Regions from separate parts of the Homo sapiens genome. Here region 2 is linked to region 1. The links are chromatin loops, found by intact Hi-C in ENCODE. Cell type or tissue: CD14-positive monocyte. All regions are shown on one strand.

Region 1 (2,500 bases):
CAAGGTCCTTGCAGAAAAGAGGCAGAATCAGGGCTCAGAGAGAGAAAGGACAAATCAAGCTCACACAGCCAGGGAGAACTGCGATTGGAATCCGGGGCTCCCGCCTCCTCTAGCCTAAAGATGCTGACTACTTTCTTGGTCACAGACCACGGTGGGGATATGATGCAAGCCGCAGGCCCTCTTCCTGGAAAAATGCGTGCAGGTAAATACTTAGTGCACAATCTCAAGAGATTCAAAGACTCCTTGCAGCCCAGTCTAGGACCCCAGGCGAAGGTCTCTTCAGTGGCTCTTGAGTCAGTTCTGCCCAGAGATCAGAGCCACTAGAGTTCTGCCTAGAGTCAGGCGAGACTAGAGAACTGGGGTCCCGTGGGCCCCGCCTGCACCCCTTTGGAGGAAGGCAGCCAGGCCGAAGCAATCGGGTTCATAGTGGGGTCTTGGGAAGGGCCTGGCTCTGTGCTTTCTCACACGTTGAGCGCTGACGGCACACGCCTGTCTGATGATGGCTGGTCCAGGCTGCAGCATCTCTGTGGCTCACGGCTCCGTGCTGCCCCTTCTGCGCCTTCCTCGCCGTGGTGGCTGTCGGGTCCCTTACGTTTCAGGGACCATCCTGAAAATAAACAGCATGGGAGAAATCTTCCTGCAGGGAGCCAGGAGGACGCAGCGGCTCAGGGATTCAGGCATGCCAGAGCTCAAATCCCGAGTGTCACTTCCCAACGGGGCCTCCTAGACCCTCCCCCTGGACTTGCTGTGAGGGAGACAGGAGAGCTGTGTAAAGCCCAGCAGGCGCTGGCTGATGCGTGGACCATGGCGACCATTGCTGCAATTTTTTTATAATCAGAAATATAGGCTGGGCGCGGTGGCTCATGCCTGTAATCCTAGCACTTTGGGAGGCTGAGGCGGGCAGATCACTTGAGGCCAGGAGTTTGAGACCAGCCTGGCCAACATGGCGAAAACCCATCTCTACTAAAAATACAAAAAAAAATCCAGGCATGGTGGCGGCGTGTGCCTGTTATCCCAGCTACTCAGGAAGCTGAGGCAGGAGAATCACTGGAACTCGGGAGGCGGAGGTTGCAGTGAGCCAAGATCATGCCACTGCACTCCAGCCTGGGTGACAGAGCAAGAGTCTGTCTCAAAAAAAAAAAAAAAAAGAAATAAAGAAGTTGGATGAGCGTCACCTCCACACTCCAATCTTGCGTGTTGACATCTTACCTTTGGGATGCCTTTACAAATAAAATACTTGGTAAAAGTGTCTTGTATTTGGACTCTGTAGTGCTGAACATAGTGTGCGTATGTGTGTGTGTGTGTGTGTGTGTGTATATATATATATATAAAATGCCAATATAGTTAATTAAAATACCACTTAATGACTATTGCTTCTGGCTGTTATGAAGTAGCCAGCATAGATCACTACGTAGACAAGCTGGGTAAAATACGAATGCTCTTTTTGAAGACACTGGTGAGCAGCTGAGCCAATCGGGACTCAAAGGGCTGAGATCTCAGCAAAAGGGGAACCGCGGAGAGATGAGCCAACGCTGTTGCTCGCTTTTCATTCAGGGGATTTCCCAACTCCTGCTGCAAGACAAGAGACCATAAACACCCGTGAAGAGGAAGGGAAGCCAGCGGAGTTTCACAGGGCTGACACTGGAGTTTGGACCTGTCAAGGTAGCCAAAAATTGAGTGGCGATCTGAAGATCCTGGGGAGAAAGGTGGTGAAAATAAGTGAGTTTGATGCTCAGAGGTTTCCCTTCTAGCTGTTTGGTGGATGAACGTGTGCAGAGCAAGAAGCTAAGAAGCCCAGAAGAAAGCTACTGAGGTGTCAGAATTTCTAGAGTGTCAGGTAGCCCAGAATGAGAGCTTAGGACTTGCCAAGGAGGAGAAGCTCTAGAAGACGCTCCAGGCTCTCAGCCGGGATGCCAGGAAGCTTAATCGCTATGAAAGGGAACCAGAGGTATAGCCAAGCCTTCACAAATGTCAAGGAAAACCAAGAAACAGGACCCAGAGAAAAAAAATGATGACAGCAACAGCCCCACAGACTGCTCAGCTATTGGTAGCATCACAGATGGGCTTTCAAATTATTATTCGAGCAAATGGATGATAAAACAGAGAATTTTGCTAGACAACTGGAATCTATTACAAAATGGAAATTCTAGAAAAATGCAATGATTAAAATTAGAAACTTAATAGACAGGCTTAACAGTAGGCTAGGAAATAGAGTTTTAATAAAGTGAAATGATAAGTCAGGAAAAAAACTAGGAAGAAACAGAGTGAGTAGAAAAGGATAAGAAACAGACAGAGCATGCCATACACATGGGGTCTGGGGAGCAGCTCCATCATGCAGGTAACAGGAATTTTAGGAGGGAGAGAGAGAGAAAGAGAAAGAGAGAGGATAGGGAAAAAGCAATGTTTGAAGATAGAATGGCTGAGGATTTTCCAAAATCGATGAAAGAAAACAAACCCCAGATAGAAGCTCTCCACAGGCTAAGCAGGCTAGGTCCAGGGA
Region 2 (2,500 bases), 130 kb after region 1:
GTTGAAACCCGTCTGTGACGTGGCCAGCGGTGTTGAAATAAGTGCCTGTGCATTTCCCAACATCCTGCCAGCCTGGTGCAGGACTGGGTGCCAGGCCCAGCCTGGGCCTCCCTTGTGGGGTGCTCAGGCCCCACTTCCCTCCCTGGGGAGGGGAGGAGAGGCCACCTCGAGGGAGTGACGTCAAGGCAGGGTGACATTAGTCTGGGCCCACGGGATCCTTGCTACTTCCCCATTTATGGAGGGGAAACTGAGGTGTGGAGAGGGGTGAGGATGGGTTTGAAGCCCGGCCATCCAGTCTCAGTGCCGCTTGTAGAGGCAGAAGGGCGTAGGGAGGGAGAGGGAGAGCCAGGTAGGCCGAAGGCGCCTGGCAGTGTGGCAGGACACGCGCCCACTGGGGAGGTGGAGGGCCGCAGCCAGGGCCTCAGCTGAGGGCCTCCTGGATGCTGGCTTTGCTGTTGGGGCTGGAGCATGGACCCGTCCTGGGCCGATTATGGGAGATGGTGTGGAGTGGGGGCCGCAGGCGAGGGTCCCTCTTCCTTTGGCTGGAGGAGGCCTGGCCCTGGGACTGTCCCGTGAGGGGAGACAGTGGTTGGACCCATTGCAGAATTGATTTGTTATCACTGGGTTCCAGGCACACGGCTTAGAGGGCATCACGGAGGCCTCCCCGTCACCTCAGAGGGCATCACGGAGGCCTCCCCATCATCTTATGGGGTGGGTGTTATTAGGCTTAGTTTAGAGGAGACAGAGGATCAGAGAGGCCCACTGACCCGCCTTGGGGCCCCCAGCAGGCAGAGGAACTGTGTCCAGGTGCTGGACTGTGAGACCCTGCTCTTCCCGGGACTCTACCACCTCAGAGGGTGGCAGCACAGGGCCCAGCAGGGCGTGTGCTCCTGTGGGGCAGGCGAGTCCTGGCTCTGCCCTTGTAGGCTGTGTGACCCCAGGCGGTAGCTCAGGCTCTCTGGTCTGGACTGGGCGCGGAGCTGCTTGAGATCTGGAATCTGGCTTTCTGGTGAAGGGGCAGCAGGAGAGGGGCTGAGACCCAGCCTTCCTGGTTGCAGAGCTGCGGTAGGCCAGACCCTCCTGCCTGCTGGGTGGGGCCTGGCATTCCAGGAACCTGTGGTCAAGCCTGGCCTGGGCTGTGGCGTCTGCCCCGGGTTCGTCAGCAGGGGAGGGGCCCTGGAGACCAGTCCGTTATGGATGAGGAAGCGGGTGCCCAGAGAGGGTGAGGAGCTGGGCTGGGCCACACAGCCAAGTGGCCACAGAGCTGGGGGTGGTCAGGAGCCATGCTTTCTGGTAAGGCGGAAGTGTCTGGGGCCCGGGTGGGATGAAGGACTCGGGTCCCAGAGACCAGCCTTTGGTGCTGTTCTTGGGCTAGGAATGGCAGTAACAGGAAGGGCATGGCCACCGAGACGCACTGAGTTATGGGCACCTGCCGTCTGCCAGGAACTGTGGTCCACGCCCGACTGTCTTTAACAGCTCTGTGCCTGCTGCTGTGTGCCGGGCCCTGCGCTCAGCCCTTCTCGTGTGTGGTCTCCAACCCTGTGTTTTCCCAGGCCGTTGGCCCATTTTCCAGATGAGAATACTGCGGCCCAGAGAAGCAGCATTGTGTGCTGCGGTCCTTGGCCACGAGGTGGTGTGGGTTTTTTTGACCCAGATCTTCCTGTCTATCACCCTCCCTGGGCCTACCTTCCTTATGGTAGACACATGTGCAGGTCTGTCCCATCCCCCAGCTATCCACAGAGAGGCCAGGGTTTGGCATGGGGAGGTGTCGGAGCCTACTGGGTTGTAGCTGGAGGGAGGTGAGTGGCACCTCCCACAGGAAGCCCCCCTTGATGTCTCCTCCACCTTGCCACATTACCAGCCGATAGCCAGGTTCCTGGAAAAGGCTGTCTTTCTGACTCTGGACTGGGTGCCCCTGGGCAGGGCCCACCTTTGTTTTCTAATTTATTTTAATTAAAAATTTAAAAATTAGAGACAGAGTCTTGCTTTGTTGCCCAGGCTAGACGTGAACTCCTGGGCTCAAGTGATCCTCCCGCCCCGGCCTCTCGGGTAGTGGGGACTTCAGGAGTGCGCCACCTCACCTGGCCTCCCAGCCTGGTTTTTCTCTGCCTGTTTGTAGCCCTGGGTTCGACGGGGGAAGCAGTCGCCTGATGGGCAAGTGCTCTCTGAGTGGTGCATGAAGGTGGCTGTCCACGTGGCTGTCTGTGGTGTCGGTTAATCGTCACGGCTTCCGGGAGTTAAAGGTGAGGGTGCCATCCCCTTTCTGGGGACAAGGACGTTTAGAACCAGCGAGGTTGAGTCAGATGCCCAAGGCCCTACCCAGCCGAGAGCGATGCAGCCAGGACTCAAACCCAGATCCGCAGGCGGCGGCCGCTGTGCCCCAGTGGAGCTTGAGCCTGGGTGGTGGTTGGCACTCACCACCTGTGGGATGGATGAGGAAAGGCCAACCTGGTGGTCACTGCCACTTCCGCAGTGTGGGCTGCTCCCGGCCTGAGGGTGG

What was found. Peaks named below come from ENCODE experiments on the same cell type or tissue, not always from the same donor. Only the 100,000 strongest peaks of a DNase experiment are listed, where the experiment ranks them.
Region 2: a loop joins it to region 1, with 3 times the contacts of the local background. A loop is called at or near these places in 1 of 110 quality-filtered maps.

What each region holds. Positions count from the first base shown.
Region 1 is chr9:134,242,442-134,244,941 of GRCh38, forward strand. No RefSeq gene overlaps it. Among named protein-coding and RNA genes, the nearest start is that of LINC02247, 52 kb to the right of the region's middle. RefSeq lists an enhancer at 1,498-1,617. In CD14-positive monocyte, no CTCF peak of the experiment used is centred here; a DNase peak (open chromatin) is centred at 1,530; H3K4me3 peaks cover 697 bases; H3K27ac peaks cover 796 bases.
Region 2 is chr9:134,371,888-134,374,387 of GRCh38, forward strand. The region is part of intron 1 of RXRA (retinoid X receptor alpha); the gene reads left to right. Among named protein-coding and RNA genes, the nearest start is that of MIR4669, 6.3 kb to the right of the region's middle. RefSeq lists an enhancer at 814-1,339. In CD14-positive monocyte, a CTCF peak has its summit at 1,548; DNase peaks (open chromatin) are centred at 114, 1,174 and 1,624; H3K4me3 peaks cover 1,958 bases; H3K27ac peaks cover 2,500 bases.